Regions from separate parts of the Homo sapiens genome. Here region 2 is linked to region 1. The links are chromatin loops, found by intact Hi-C in ENCODE. Cell type or tissue: K562. All regions are shown on one strand. Each heading gives the region's core, and the rest is flanking DNA. Links, peaks and the distances in the headings are about the cores only. Region 1 has its middle 45 kb from the start of MIR1246. Region 2 has its middle 120 kb from the start of MTX2.

Region 1 (8,341 bases), core at 27-8,026:
CCAGGTAATAGTGTGGTGTTGGCATCTGGATATGTATGTGGCAAAATAAAAGAGAAAACGTTTTTCAAAAGTTTATCAGAATTTAGGGGAAGTTTGAAAGTTAAGTTTCTTTGGCCACTTGAAGACAGTTTAATTCTAAAGTCCTTTTAATTCTGGTTGTGAACCTTACTTCCTCGTTGTGATGGCTAATTTTATGTGTCAACTTGACTGGGTTAAGGGGTGCCTGGGTAGCTGGTAAAACATTATTTCTGGGTATGTCTGTGAGAGTGTTTCCAGAAGAGATTAGCATTTGAATCAGTAGACTGAGCAAAGAAGATTCACCCTTACCAATATGCGCTGGCATTGTCCCATCTCTTGAGGGCCCAGATAGAAGAAAAAGATGGAGGAAGGATGAATTCCCTCTCTCTCTTTGAGCTGAAACATCCATCTTCTCCTGCCCTTGGACATCAAACTCCTGGTTATGGGGCCTTCAAACTCACACAAGTGCCTCCCATTCCCCATCCCTCAGTGACATCTTAGGACTCAGAATTAATTACAGCACTGGCTTTCCTTGTTTTCCAGCTTGCAGATGGCATATCACGGGTCTTCTGGGTCTGCATAATTTCATGAGCCAATTCCCATCATATATATATATATACACACACTATACATATATCCTACTGGTTTTGTTTCTCTAGAAAGCCCTACCTAATGCACTAGGCAAATCATTGGTAGGGAAATAATCCTGGCTCATTGGAAGTGCAACAGGAATGATAAGTCTGACAGATCATCCCATTGTTCATGCTTAGTGTCTATCCTAAAAGAAATACAATAAGAACCTCCACAAAAACTTTGACTGTACTTTGATACTCGCATTTATTTTCCAGAGTGAATACTTCCTCTGGGTTTATTTCCAGAGGCTGCTTCTTTTTGGGGGGAGGGGGAGGGGCGGTGCAGGTGTAGGGGTAAAGGACATCTACTAATTGTGGCTTCATTCCAACTAAAGAAATTCCTCACATCTATTAATGACAAACTGCAATACTGTTGCTGGACTAGAAAATTATCTGTTAGAGTCAGTACAGCTACCAGGGTTATTAAGGAGCACATTTGTTTTTTTTCCCCCTGAGTCAGTGCCCAAAAGACATTTTATGTAGCCTCAGCTATTTTGAGTACAGTTACACAACTGGCTTGAACTTATTTTGGCAAAATCTTAGTGTGTGTGTCATGGGCAATAAAAAATTCCTGGAAAATATGTGTTTTCATACAAAGTACCATTACTTACACTTTCTGGAAATTAATTTCGTGTAAATCACAATGAATGTTTGATCTATAGTCTCATATAGCTAGTTGACTCTGACCAGAGACTAAGTGGCTATATGAAGAGAAGTTGGTCCAGAGAGATGTCTCAAGGGCTTGCCTGAGGTAGTAGTTGAAGCTGTGAGCCACAAAAGGCATGCCTGTCAAGGGCTGGCCTCACAGCCTAGTTTGCATTCCATCTTTTGGTGTAGTACTTTGTCAGAATGTAGCAAGTAGAGAAATTCTGTTGTGCATACATTTTATGGCTCTCAGTGGTTAGGATCTGAACTTGGTAGACATTTCACAGGGCACAAGATGGTAAAAGATCCATAAGGAGAGCCTGGGTGGTAAGGGTCAGAGCTCTGAGTTCTAGACCTATGTTTGCTGCTGAGTGACTTGGAGGTAGTCTGCCGCTTACAGGCTCTGCGACCGTGGGCAAGCCATTTGACCTCCTCTCTCTCTCTCCATTTTCTCATCTCTAATAGGAATAATATGAGTGCCTGCTTTGTAGCGTTGTTTGAAGATTAAATGAGTTGATGCACAGAAAACACTGAGGATAATACCTGACGTGTAGTTGGCACTCGATGTTCGTTGCTTACCTCTTTTTCTGTTTTTTATTTTTTTAATTTATTACATGATTATCCCACTAACTTGCCTCCAATGATTGTGGTTAAGTATAAACTACTAATCCTGCCCTGAGAAATGTCTCATTTGATGAGACAATGGTTAGAAATGGTCATTTGATGCAATAGTTTATAACATAAGTGAGCAAGGAACTATTTTCAAATATGAAAACTTTTGGGCCATGTATTTCAACTCCTTCCTCCATTTTTTAAAATTCTCCTCTAGATGCTTACAAGGGGGTTAGTACCCCTTGTTTAGGCTCTCTCCTCAAAACTCCCTTCCACTCCAACTCCCTAGTTTTCTTTAACTTTCTCCCCCTTAGGAAAGTGAAAGAATAAGAGCTCCAGCTAGAGACGCTTGATTGAAATAGCACGGGCACACGGCAGCCTCCTCTGCAGGGCTTTGCCAGCGAGCCCCGCCCCGCCTGCAGATCCTGGGTATGCTACTGGGTACGGGAACCGACCCCTGACCGTGAGGCTCGGCATCGGGCCCTGGCTGTTCTGAAGATAAGGACGATCTCCCTCCGGGGTCCAGGCAGCACTGCCCGTCTTGCTATCCTTGGAGTCTGTGCCAAGTACATCAGGAAAATCTCTTTTTCATTGTTTGATTTTCCACGGGCTTTGAAAACGTTCCCATTTCATACAGCCAAGTCCAGAATTAAATTGGACTTCACTGATCTTTGCTGACAAAAAATTCCCATTCCACTTCCTGAGGCTCTTCCGCCTGGATTTGTTTATTGGCCTCATAGATGATGTTTCTGACGTGCGCCCAGAGCTCCTCACTCAGAGCCCCTTCACACACGAGCTGACCCTGCACACTGCTTTGTGATATAAATTATTCATCTGATTTCTTCAGCACTAGGCAGGCATGGCCGAGGAGAGCCTCGCTTTCCCAACGTGGAGTCATTGACGTTTTTCTGTTTTCCCGCGAGGTGGTTAGGGAATGATTAAAATGGACTTGAAGAGTCAATTTCTGTTGGGATTGTGGCTCGGCAGTCAGCAATCTGCTAGGGTGGTCTGAGGGCCAGTCATTACGGAAACACTGCCAAAGCTGTGTCTTCATACTTCTCTCTTTCCTTCCTACCACCCTGCCGTACCTAGAGAGGGAGAATGGCAATGATGTGAGCATTTTATGTTTAAAAACAACAGCAACAACAAACTCAACCCCCCAAATCCCCTGAGCTTGCTTTCAATTCCCCTCCCCCTCCTTATCGCCCACGCCACCATCAACAGTGACACCTAGTGGTCAAATATAAATTAGTCCCTTTATTCTGAATTGACTAGCTTTCTACAGAAAATAAAATTTCCTGTAGAAGCAAATAAAGACTGAGCTTTACTCCTTCCATGAACATAGAGAAAGATGGATTATTCATAATGAGAAGCTAAAATATATTACTTGGGAGAAGAGGCAAGTGCATTTTTTTTCTTAAGAACATATTGGAGCTTTGTATCTTAAAAAATAGTTTCTATAGACGAGTGCTTGGTTTTCCTTTCTTTAATGATGGCCACTTTAATTTTATTATAATTTTAAAAGTTAACAGCTGTTCATCAATGTTTTAAGTTTCAACACCTATAATTGTTATGTTTAAAGTATTTAAAAATGTATGATAGTACAAATCAGTCATTTGCATAATCCGTCTCAAATTCTTGGAACCACATTTACTGGCAAAAAATGGTTTCCACTTTAGTGATGTAGTCTCCAGAAACAGGTGAAAATTTTTATTTTAAGAATTTTTTTTTCGGTAAGTGAGGAAGCAAAAACATTTATATTTTTAATGAAATCTTTTAGTGGTTAAAAAAGAAAAACCTTGAATCTTCTTTTAATTTTTAAATAATTATAGAGTCACAAGAAATTACAAAATAGTACAGAAAAGCCCTGTGTACCCTTCACCCAGTTTCCCACAATGGTAACATCTTACATAACTGTGATACAACGTCAAAACCAGGAAATTGACATTGGTACAATTTGTGGAATTTATGTAGATTTCACCCGTTTACTTGTATGCATTTGTATGTGTGCATAGTTCTATGCAATTTATCACGTGTAGATGCATGAACCACCACTACAAACAAGGTAAAAAATTGGTTCATCGCCACAAAGATACCTTCTGCTACCCCTTTATAATATTGAAATATATGCTTGAGCCCAGGCACCTTGTCTGCGGCAGAAAGAAGGCATGTATATGTCATCATCGTCACACACATTTACTGAACTCTATGGGTCTGCCTTGTGTTAATTGCTTATGCAGTAGATACTACTTATTTTTTTAACAACTACATTAATTTAAAAGGACAACAGGGGAGAATTAATAAAAGAAGAATGATAACTCATCTAATGTCTTGCCCTTTAACACAGTGGTCCCCAACCTTTTTGGCACCAGGGATTGGTTTCATGGAAAACAATTCTTCCATGGATGGGGGAGATGGTTTGGGATGAAACTGTTTCACCTCAGATCATCAGGCATTATTAGTTAGATTCTCACAGGAGCGCACAACCTAGATCCCTCGCATGCGCAGTTCACAATAGGGTTCGCGCTCCTGTGAGAATCCAATGCCGCTGCAGATCTGACAGGAGGCGGAGCTCAGGTGGTAAAGCTCACTTACCTGCCGCTCACCTCCTGCTGTGCGGTCTACTTCCTAACGGGACGGTCCGCAGCTCCGAGGCTGGGGACCCCTGCTCTAACACACCAGATAGAGTTTTTTCCAACTCTGTTTTGTATTTGATACAGATTTAAATCAACAAATATTATTGGGCACTGAGCTGGGTGATGAAGGAATTACAGGTGCTGACAAAGTGCACTGCTCAGCACCAATCCTCAGATCTCAAGGTCCGGTCTTCTTCTGGGAACCTCAGACAGCCAAGGCCAGGCTCACTCTCTAGAGTCCCAAGGACAGGACCAGTTCCAGTTGAGAGGCTTGGCACAAGTCACTTCCGCTCTTTTCAACCCTCCTTGCTAGGTTTTTCTTAGACAATTTACTTCTTCAATACTTGAATATCTGAAAAGTCACACCATATTGGGTAATACAGATTATCAATGTGATTTGAATTAGCTACTCCGAAGTAAGGAAAACTGAAAGGCAGTTTAATGATTGTTTTCATCTGTCCAAGCAGGCAATCTGACAGGAGGAGATACCTAGAAGAACATTGGACTGGGAGTCAGAGATGTGCCCTAGTGTTGACTTTGGCACGAACTCACTTGTGATATGATGTGAACTTTGAGTGTCTTAGGTTTCCCATATGAAGAAAAAGAGGCTCAGCAGATGGCCAAGTCCTTTTCAGTGTTATCTTTATAAAGCAAGTGTTAAAAAGTTTCTTTATGGTATCAGCTTCTAAATATTGGGTAGGTGATAAAAGTTAATTAGAAATGCTCCACATGACTTAAAATAGACTTCTGTCTCAAAATGAATGCTTTAGAACTATGTATTCTTATAAATGTGCCCTGTAAGGTCTACATAAGACTTTCCTCTGGAAGTCACTCTCAATCTTGAACGTCTAATGAAATGTATTTATTAGTAAATGATGTGCTAATACATGGTATCATTCTAATGCAACGTGTCTGTTGAGCAGAAATCTCACTCGTGAGGAAATTGTGATGCTAAATTCCTGATGTAAATATGTCTCTTTCCAGCTGTGTGATCTTGGCAAGTCAGTTGGCCTTCTTGGGTCTTATGTGTCCTCCTAAGTTTGCTATCTAAATACAGAAATTTTCTTAGATATCATTCAGGAAATTTCTAGAGAAAACTGAAAATACAGGAAAACACTTTGTAGTCAAGGGCAAGTGAGACACTACGCCAATAGTATATATGTATATATTAGGAAAAAACCTTCAGATATATGGTTTGTTCTACATGCAAAAGAGAAATAGTCTTTCACAACTTTGAAATGGTGGTTCTCCCTCACATAGGATCTCAGGGCCATTGTTCACTGGGTAAGGCTCTACTCAGCCTACCCTGGTCCCTTCACAGGAAAGCCTGCATTGATTACCCACTGGCTATGCTGCACAGCCAGCTGTGGTCCCCGCTTCCTCCACCTCACTTCCAGGCTCCCGATAGAGAGGAGTCCCAGGCATTCCCGCCTGAGCCATACCTCCTGTCAGATCTGTGGCAGCATTAGATTCTCATAGGAGCACGAACCCTGTTGTGAACTGCACATGGGAGGGATATAGGTTGCAAGCTTTTTGTGAGAATCTAACTAATGCCCGATGACCTGAGGTGGAACCGTTTCATCCCAAAACCATCCCCCCAACATCTGTGGAAAAATTGGCTTCCAGGAAACCAGTCCCTGGTGCCAAAAAGGCTGGGGACTGCTGCTGTACAGGTCTCCATGATGTCCTGAGGTGCATAATTTGAAATAATTATTTCAATGTGCTAAATCTACTAAAATTTAGCACTTACTTTTAAGTAGTAATACTGGCAGTACCCTACTTTTGGACATAATGCATTTCCAAAAACGTGCTTGAAATTTAAGTGTGTAAAGATGGAATAAAAGACTCCATGTTTTAAGAATGGGGAATGTCCATTTCCAGAGTTAAACATTTTAATTGATTCTATGATTAGTTCATTCAGTCAGTCAATATATGTTAAATGAGCACATGCTATGTGCCAGGTACTATGCTAGGTATTGGGGAAATTGCAGGGAACAAAACATGTAAAAACCCCTGCCTTCATGGACTTACTTACATTCTGGGGATGAATGGAGGAAACAGAAATAGACAAAATAAAAGAGAAGTGTGTTTAGGCTCTGCACAATGGCTCATGGGACCTGTAATCCCAATGCTTTGGGAGGCTAAGGCAGGAGGACCCCTTGAGGTCAGGAGTTCCAGACTCCATCTCTATAATTTTTTTTTTTTTTTTTTTTTTTGTAATTAGCCAGGTGTGGTGGCGCTCGCCTGTAGTCCCAGCTACTCAGTAAGCTGAAGCGTGAGGATCATTTGAGCCCAGGAGTTCGAGGCTGCAGTGAGCTGTGATTGTGCCACTGTACCTCAGCCTGGGTGACAGAGAAAGACCTTGTCCAAAAAAAAAAAAAAAAAAAGACAAAGAGATGGGAATTTTCTTTATTAAGAGGCAATACATGAGAGAAAATAAGCATGGGGGAATAGGGTGTGTGTGTGTGTGTGTGTGCACATGAAGGGTGCAATTTTTGGTAAAGGGGTTCAGAAAGGTCTCTGTGAAGAGGTGATGTGTGTGAGAGTCTGAAAGGCAAAGATGGCTGATGGATCCCAGCTACCTAGTATTAATATGTAACTTCATTTCCATACCAAGAAAGTTTCATGCTGAGGAAGTTCCTAGAGCTGGACTCAGAAAGGAAATGGTGCTAAAACTCACTGTCTTCTCACACCATGCAGAAGCCGGCCAGCCGGCAGAGAGGCTGAAGGGTGATTCCCCATGAGCGTCTTTTGTGGGCAGCTCTGATGGATGCCACAGACCAAGGAATCCAAAAAAGGCTTATAACACAGTTAGAAAACAGGGTTTTTGGCAACTTCTGGGGGAGCTGAATATATCCTAACTCAGCAATTTCCTTTTCTCTTAGCTGCCAGTTTGCTTGCCTGTGCATTATGTGTACACTCACCATTCTCCACAAAGGGCCCTGCCGTTCTCTGTGTGGTCAGGCAGGGGCCTGTGGTGCCTTCCCTACTCCTGTCTGCCCTCTCTTCTCAGTTTCAGGAGGTGTTGGGTTCCCAGGTCTAAATGATGACCAACCCAGCAATGCTAAAGAGAGAATGTATTATTAGAGCTCTGGATCACTTGCTTGTTTCTTTCCCATGTTATGCAGTCAAGTAATAATGTCCTTTTATAGAACAAGAAATAAAAATATTTAAAAAATGAAATGAAAGTTCAGCTGGTAAGAACCATAACTGTAATACTGAATGAGTAGCTCCAGGTATCACTTTTTTTGAAGTATGAGGTCTGCTTATCTACCCTCACCCCCGGGAGCCTAGCCAGCAGCACAGAATTATTTAGACTCTCCCTAATTTGCTCGCCTACTTCATGTCATGGCCAGGACTAGCCTTCTGCCAAGGCAATCTTGTGAGTTTTAGCATGCAGGGAATATGTCTCTCTAACCTACTTTCTGAGGCCACTCATTCCATTCCCTAATTCCCCGATATTAAAAAGATGTCCCCAGAGAGGTAAAAATTGACCTAAAATTAGCTTCTGTGTAAAAGACTGATCTTAGATAAGAGCAGATTGCGTTGGGGAAAAAAAGGCCCCAGTGTTGGATAGAAGAGGGTGGGAGGGAAGAGACTCAGGGCCTGAGGCATAAGGAGCAGAGCATTGTTTGGAAGGACAGCAGCACCTGCTTCATTGTTTTGCTCCAAGCCAGGCTCAAGGCAAGAAGGAACTGTGATTAGAGGAAGAAGGTGACAGACTTTGGAAGGGAATGTATGGAAGTGGAAAGCAACATTGGCTCTGCTGTGTTCCCTGAAAGCCTCTTAGAGTCTGTA
Region 2 (8,341 bases), core at 200-8,199, 170 kb before region 1:
TGGTTAAGTGTAACAAAAACAGTAGTAGTCTCTTCTCTCATTGTTGTCTATTTTTCTTTGGTCTTTAATGCCGATTGACACATCCAGGAATCACAGAAATGGTCTTGGCTTTTTTTTTTTTTTTTTTTTTTTTTTGAGATGGAGTCTCGCTGTGTCACCCAGGCTGGAGTGCAGTGGCACAATCTCGGCTCACTGCAACCTCCACCTCCTGGGTTCAAGCTATTCTCCTGCCTCAGCCTCCCAAGTAGCTGGAACTACAGGCACCTGCCACCATGCCCAGCTAATTTAACACAGATTTCTGAGTACCTATTGTGTGAGTCAGGCACTGCCAGGCTACGTAGGGACATAAAAACCAATTCTAGTGAAGTTCTTGTGGTTATGTGATTTCTAGATAATTAGGGGGAGACTAAAAGTTAAATCTCAATTTTATTTTGAAATCAGTTTCTGATTTCCTGATGCATAATGGGAAACAATAGGATTCAAGGTATACTAAAACCCCTCAGAATGTCCAAGAATTACAGTAGATAGCCAAATAATTTCCTTAGCCGCAAATATATTCCATGATCTGGAAATGAATTATACATGATAATTTTTGATTAATTCCTCTTGGCATTTTTACTATAAATTAATTTCTTAATTTAAACAAATGCTTAATCAGAGGTGTTCTGTGCTCTTCACAGGTACTGAGATATAAAAAGATATATACATATTCTGCATTCCCCCAATTGTTTATAATTTTATTATTTTAATTGATGGCTTTAAAAAATAATTTGTTCAGATCAGTGCAATATTCTGTGCCTTTCTGAGATTTACTCTATTGTAAGGAGTAAAACCCTCAAACATACATGTAAACAGAAACGCTTAACACCAAACACCACACAGCAAATAAACCCACTCAAAATTTTCCATCTCTAAGTATAAGCACCTTATTGACAATCTCTTCTTTCCCTATGTTAAATATAAGTGAGGTGTGTACTTAGCCCCTTGTCATTGTAGTCTTGTTAGAAATGCATCTAGACTCCCATAGAGGTGACTTTCTTCCTGTTTCACACAAGTTACTATAAAATGTGAACTATCATGGTTTTGCATTATATTGACTCAAGGGTATTTAACAAAAATAAAAGCATCAACTCACATGCATGTCTTTCTACTTTAGGCAAGGGCAAGATTATCATTGTGCTTTTCCCACTGTATCAGATCTACTGCTCTCTGCCTAAGCACTAATGGTCTCAGTGACATTGAACAGATGAATTATTTCAAATTTAGTTTCTCATCTGTAGATTCAATTGTGGTGTCCTCTTATGATGTGAGCTGGTAGAGCTACCAGACAAAATATAAGATGCCCAGTTAAATTTGAATTTTAGATAGAGGATGAATATATTTTTAGTATAAGTATATCCCAAGTATTGCATGAGGCATACTTATACTAAAAAAATTCAGTCTTTATCTGAAATTCAAATTTAACTGATGTTCTGTATTTTTTAATTGTAACTAAAGAAATTATATTGTAAATTATAAGTTAAAATTTTGTAATTAAATTGTAAATTATAAATTAAAAATTGTATTGTAAATCGACAAGTTATAACCATATATATTTATGGGGTAAAAGTGATATTATGATATATGCATAAAAAATGGAATAATTAAATCAAGCTAATTAACATACCCATCACCTTACTTATCATTTTTTGTGGTGAGAACATTTGACATTTACTCTCTTATTAATTATGAGATATACAACAAACAATTAATAACTATAGTCATCATGCTGTGAAATAGACCTAAAAAAAAACCCCTTATTTCTCCTGTCTAACCGAAGATGTTCTGTATTTTTATTTCCTAAATCTAGCAACCCTAGTTGTTTGAATTCTTGGAAAGAGAACATTCTCACAATATTTGTACATACCTAGGATGTTTAGTACAGAAGTATGTCTAATCTGTACTAACCTGTGTGTTTGCTTTAGGACAAGTGTTTTAGGACATCAGTGCGTAAACCCTGACTGGAGGCCTTGGTACATCCTACCTGTTCAGCATTAGAACCTTTGGAATAATGAAATAGGAGAAACTACTCTGGGAATGAAAACACCCCCAGGCTGCTTTCCTTTCTGTTGCCCCCAGTCCATAGGGAGTCAGTCACTCTGAGCTGGATTACGGGGCCACTTTCTGCTGTCTGGCTCAGCATGAGACTGGGTGTTTCCATTTCACCTCCAACAGGTCACAATAGGAACAAAGTTGCAAGTCCAAGTTCAATATTTGGCTTCTGTTAAATATTTTACAACTACTCATTTTTCATGCCCAGAGTTTCCTTTTATTGAATTTTGATGTCTGATTCTGTCTCTTCCATAAGAATTAAATCCACTCACACAAAGGTTCAATCTGAAACTTGTTGTGAGGAATTCTCCCCCTTAAGTCTGGGTATCCAGGGCCACTAGCAATGGTATTGTTCTCCTATGTTGCTCCCATTGTAATGAGCTTACAATCCGAATCTTTAGATCTACTGCAAGTTTAATTGAAAGAAGCATTTCAGCACTAAGATCTATTATCCAGTGAATTGAAGGGGAAGTAAGAAACTAATACTGATGCGTGTCTAGGGTCCACAAACATGCCCGATGAACAAGTATGTTAGCTTATAATTTATTTTGAAAAGAGGCTTGAAATACAAAAATGTTAAATAATGCAAAGAGGTTGATATCTATAAAGAAGTCTGACATGTCCTCTAGAGCATGAGCCCTTTTTCCAAATAAGGGTCCACATCTACAAGTGGTCAGTTCTTAATTACATGGGGAAACAGAAGTGATAGGGCGAACATGTCCCATTCTTGGGCCAGCATCTGAGTAGGAGAATTACCATTATCAAAGGCCTACACACTTATCACATGAAGGCAATATGTGTTTTTAAAGGGGCAGGTTGTGCACAGGAGTGCCTCTGCTTAGTGGTGGCTTCTTACTGGTCTGTGAAATTCATATAATTGTTCTAAGAGGTCACTTGGCTATAGTAGGCTGATTTTGGTCTTGACCAAACTGCTGGTCACCTTTACCGAATTGCAAACATGATTTCTACAATTGTTGCCCTTGTTTAGCACATGAAAAATTTTTGTCCAGAAGAAACTTCTTTTAGTCTTCTATATCATCCAGAAAGAGGTCCTTCCACATCCAGATGTTTCAGACAGTGGACTACGTAGGGAATCAACATCTGTTATTGATTGATTTGTGATCTTTCCTCTGCCTTTGTTGAAGGTTTTAGCAAGCAGCAAAATGACCAAAAAGCAAGGGATCAAATTTGACTCAGACTAATAAAAATCTGACCCTTGTCCTAAGCCTCTGGAGTTTTGATTGAGGTTGTGAAACAGTTGTGTTTATGAATCTAGTTAATTGAGCTCTTACTTAGAATGCTTTCACTTATTGCAAACTATTGAAATGCAAGTGCATTTTAGAAGCATCTGTGTACTATATTCATTAAGCTGCATGTGTCTTCCACATGCCAGTGACTTTTGCAAATCCAGGAAAGGCATTCTCCTTCCCAGAACTTGTAGTGGTTCCTAGGATGCTGAAGTCCCATAATTTTATGGATTCTGACGTTAAGTATTTCAAATGCCATCAAGTTGAAATTTGGCAAAACAATTTATATTCTAGATATATTTTTAAAAACTCTCTGTTTGATGTGCTTGGGATGCTATCTAAAATGAGAGTCAGGAATGTGAGAATCCATTTCTGTGACAAGCAGGTGAAGACCATGCCTTTTTAGGGGGTTGTCTTGTAGCAGCAAAGTCCTGGGTAAGTTAAAGACAGGAATGGGAATGTAGTGCAAGTTTCCATCCCTTCCTCCAGCTATTTATGGTCGTTAAGGGCTGAAGGAAGGAAGAAGGTTTCGAGAAGGGGATTTGGAGGAAGAGAGGAAGAGGACACAGGGGGACAGCAGGAGCTGCAGCCACCATGTGGTGACTCTCTTGAATGGCTGCTAGTTACCAGCTTCTGGCATGATTCTTGAGTGAAAGACCTTGAACAAACTTGTTTCTAGTGGCAGAAGTTGAGGAGACATCAGGGGACAATTTGAAGGAGGCTGCAGGTTTGCACAGGCCCTTGGAATACTAAGCTGGCCACAATCAAATAGTAATGTTGGCCAGATATGGTGGCTCACACCTGTAATTCCAGCACTTAGGGAGGGCGAGGTGGGAGGATCACTTGAGCCCAGGAGTTTGAGACCAGCCTGGGCAGCATGGCAAAGCCCCATCTCTACAAAAAATACAAACATTAGCCAGGCGTGGTGGTGTCTGCCTGTGGTCCCGGCTACTCAGGAGGCTGAGGTGGGAAAATCGCTTGAGCCTGGGAGGTGGAGGTTACAGTGAGCCATGACTGCACCACTGCACTCCAGCCTGGGCGACAGGGCAAGACTCTCTCTCTCTCTCTCTCTTTCTCTCTCTCTCTCTATCTATCATCTATCTATCTATCTATCTATCTATCTATCTATCTATCTATCTATCATCATCTATCTATATAAAATGTTACTTAAACCCTTTTGGTCTCCATAGGCTGGTGAGGCCAGTGGTCTGAGATAAGTAATGTAACTTGCAAATAGCCCTGGCCATCATGAGACATCCCAATTTATTGAACATCTTCTGTACTTTTCATCCATATCACCCTTCAAAGGTATCCAAGCTATCTGGGGAACTGATAATAGGCATGTGCAAGACACACTGCTGGCCAGGTGCACCTTTTTGTAAGAATACTATTGACTATAGGAGTTTCAGCCTATCCTTTTAGAACAGTGTTTCCCAAATTTTTTCCAAAGCATAAGAACCTTCTGAGTCATTTGTTAACATACAAATTCCCAGGCCTGTCTCTTGGAGATTCTGATTCAGGAGGTTGGTAGGAGAGTGAGGCAAGGTGGCGAGTGCTGGCATGAGGTCTGAGAATCTGTATTTTTAATGACCACCTCGGGATCTTTATGATCATTAAATTTAGGAGATGTTTACTTTAGATGGGATTAATGTATAAAATGACCTGGTTGGCTGGATTTTGCCCAGCATTTGATGTCTGGGATTTAATGAATAAGTACATCATGTTACCTTATTTATGACTTTTCTTAATTTCATAGATTTTGGTACATTTCTCTTTTAGGCCTTATTAGGTGGGAGTTCAAATCTTTTAAGTCTTTCTTCCGTGAAAACTGCTTCACCCACATGTTTCCAGCCATATCTGGATATTGAGTGCAAGGACCAGAATAGCATGCAGTTTTTCAGATGTTGATGTATTAATTACCATTGCGTTCAGGAGGGTAAGAACAAGCCTTCACCTCTATCCCTTCGCCACTTCCAGACTGCATCTCTTCATCTCTGCATTCCAACCACATAGAACAGCCTCTTTAGAACTCCATGGCCTGCCCATCGGTCTTTTTTCTTCCTTTGCGGAACACCAAATCCTTTCAACCTATCTACATCTACCAAACTCCCACCACTTTTGTTTGTTTGTTTGTTTTTGTTTTTGAGATGGAGTCTTGCTCTGTCTTCCAGGCTGGGGTACAGTGGTATGATCTTGGCTCACTGCAACCTTGGCCTCCTGGGTTCAAGCAACTCTCCTACTTCGGCCTCCTGACTAGCTGCAATTGCAGGCATGCATCACCACATCCAGCTAATTTTTGTATTTTTAGTAGAGATGGGGTTTCACCATGCTGGCCAGGCTGGTCTTGAACTCCTGACCTCAAGTGATCTGCCCACCTCGGCCTCCAAAAGTGCTGGGACTATAAGTGTGAGCCATTGCACTTGGCCCTCCCAGCACTTCTTTTAGCTTACTTGAGCCCAGTCATCTGGGTATGTGCTCTTTTTCCATGTAGCATCATGTGGTTATGTCTAGAAGAGCATTTGCCACATTCCATCAGTTTATTTGTCACCCTGTTAAACTATAAGCTTTGTATTTCCAACAGCAAGCACAGTGCATGGCACATAGTCTGTGCTCAGTACACATTTGTTGAAAGAATGAATGTTTATTTGTTACATTTTCTGATGTCATCCAACATTCATGTGCTTCTTTGTTTGCAGGAACATGGCAGGGGTAGTGTCTGCAGAAAAAGCCCTTGAAGTCTAGGACAAATGAAAGCCCAGATGCTGCAGTTTCACAGGAACATTTTGTATGGCCTCTCCTAAATGTTGACACTCATCTTCCAACTTATATCAAGTCACAGTTGTGAGAGACCTTTGCCCTGTTCTCTCCCTTTGAGCGTTTCACATAGTGAGTGTCTTGGCATCATCTGTATTCTGGGAGCTCTCTCTCTGTTCTCTTGTAGAATACTTATAAAACATCAGATGGCCCCAATTCTGATCTCTATGGAAACTCATTTTTTTTTTACCCAGAAAGATGTTTATTTCTATTTTCTTTTTCTTTTTAGCTCTTATACTTCTCTTTCTTTGATAAAACAACAGGCTTTGAAGAATAGAGGTCTTAAGCTCATTAAGAGCCATTTGGATATGAATGGTTACAAATAGTACATATTTTGTTGGACTGGAATGGGAGAAGAGTCTATAAAAACATATGAACTGGGACTCATACCAAATAACATTATTTTGGGAACCATATTTTATTTTATTTTAATTAAATTAATTAAATTTATTTATTGAAATGGAGTCTCGCTCTGTCGCCCAGGCTGGAGTGCAGTGGCTTGATTTCAGCTCACTGCAACCTCTGCCTCCCAGGTTCAAGCAATTCTCATGCCTCAGCCTCCTGAGTAGCTGGGATTACAGGTGTGTACCACCATGCCCGGCTAATTTTTGTATTTTTTAGTAGAGACAGGGTTTCACCATGTTGGCCAGGTTGGTTTCTAACTCCTGGCCTCAAGTGATCCACCCGCCTCAGCCTGCCAAAGTGCTGGGATTACAGGCGTGAGTCACTGCACCCAGCTGAGAACCATATTTTTAAAAGAAATGGATACTTTCACAATGTGCATGAAAATATCTTTTAAGAATACATGTCAGCCAACTCAACTCAAAGTCCTTCTAAAGGCCTATTAGGTCCTATGTGGTCTGACCCTTGCTACTTCTCTGAACACATCTCCCACCAAATTCCTCTCGCCCACTTGGCTCTAGCCAAATGAGCCTCTCTGCTTTCCTGTTCACTCAGCCTGAATAACTTTCCCACCTGTTTTCCTTCAATCTCTGCTGAAATATCACCTTCTCAGTGAGTTTTCCTTTGGATACGCTATATAAAAACCCACCTCCCCCATCCTGTCTGGCACTATTTAGCTGCCTCTCAGGCTTTATTTTGCTCTAAAGCAGTCATCACCTTCTGAGGTATGTTCCATGTATTTGTGATTGTTTTGTCTGTCTCCCCTGCTTGAAGGTAAACTCCAGAAAGGCTGAGGCTTGTCTGTCTTGTTCACTGCTGTATCTTCAGGACTTAGTCCAGTATCTGGCAACAGACTATGAGATCAATGAATATTTGTCATTCAATATTGAATTTAATTTCTATCATATAGTATTTGTAAAATCTGTATTATTACAAAAAATGAAATTGTACTTAAGGAAAAGTAAAAAGTTACAGAATAATTACCTCCTAAACTATTGAGTTCTAGACAATTTTGCTGTTGAGATTTTAAAGTTTTTCATGGACTATTTCATTTCAGTGCTATTAAGATCTTTTATAAGATAAGGAAAATATTCATCACAATTTATTATGGTGAAAAGTGGAAACAATACAGGTGTCCAACCATTAAGATTTGCTCAATAAGCTAATATATTTCCATACACTGTAGCCTTATACAGTCATGAAAAATCATCTTACTATGAGAAAATGCTTCTGAGGTACTAAGTGTATAATAAGATATAAATATGCAAAAAAGGATTTCAACTTTGTTGTGGAGGATTGGAAAGAAATGGAAAGAAACAAGTTGAAATAATAATGAAACAGAGATACAGATGGTTTCAGTGAACTGCCCAAGACCACACTGTTGGTGGTGAAGGAGCTGAGGGTCAAATCTCGACCAACTTCTCTGCCTTAGCATTGTCCAAACTGTGCCTACAGCCTCTGCCTGCGCGGTGCTGTGCCCATCAGTCTCACCAGCATCACTCCCTCCAACTCCTGTGCATCTCAGGGCAGGGGCTGGTGTCTATAACCCCTGCACCTGCACATGTGCCAGTTCACCATGTAGTTTTAGATTTGAGTTACAGTCTAATAGAACTTTGGATCTTATACATCTTCTCCCTGAGATAATAGGTTTAGATCTCAGCAGGCATAAATCAGTCCTTTAGTTTGACCAGAGAAATAATAGCAAATAGTAAATACTCTGTAGTACTTTCAGTAATGACAATGAAAGAAGCCTACCAAGGTTGAGTTGATTTTTTTTTTCTTTTCCA

Evidence for each region. Hi-C counts contacts between places; a loop is a spot of excess contacts. Peaks named below come from ENCODE experiments on the same cell type or tissue, not always from the same donor. Only the 100,000 strongest peaks of a DNase experiment are listed, where the experiment ranks them.
Region 2: it touches region 1 in a loop (2.3-fold over the local background); 2 of 110 quality-filtered maps call a loop at or near these places.

Annotation. Positions count from the first base shown.
Region 1 is chr2:176,551,513-176,559,853 of GRCh38, forward strand. No RefSeq gene overlaps it. Among named protein-coding and RNA genes, the nearest start is that of MIR1246, 45 kb to the right of the region's middle. RefSeq lists an enhancer at 2,969-3,263 and a silencer at 4,349-4,643. In K562, for the core only: a CTCF peak has its summit at 3,140 (motif pointing left); a DNase peak (open chromatin) is centred at 3,109; H3K27me3 peaks cover 1,973 bases.
Region 2 is chr2:176,382,098-176,390,438 of GRCh38, forward strand. No RefSeq gene overlaps it. Among named protein-coding and RNA genes, the nearest start is that of MTX2, 120 kb to the left of the region's middle. In K562, for the core only: a CTCF peak has its summit at 3,928; no DNase peak of the experiment used is centred there.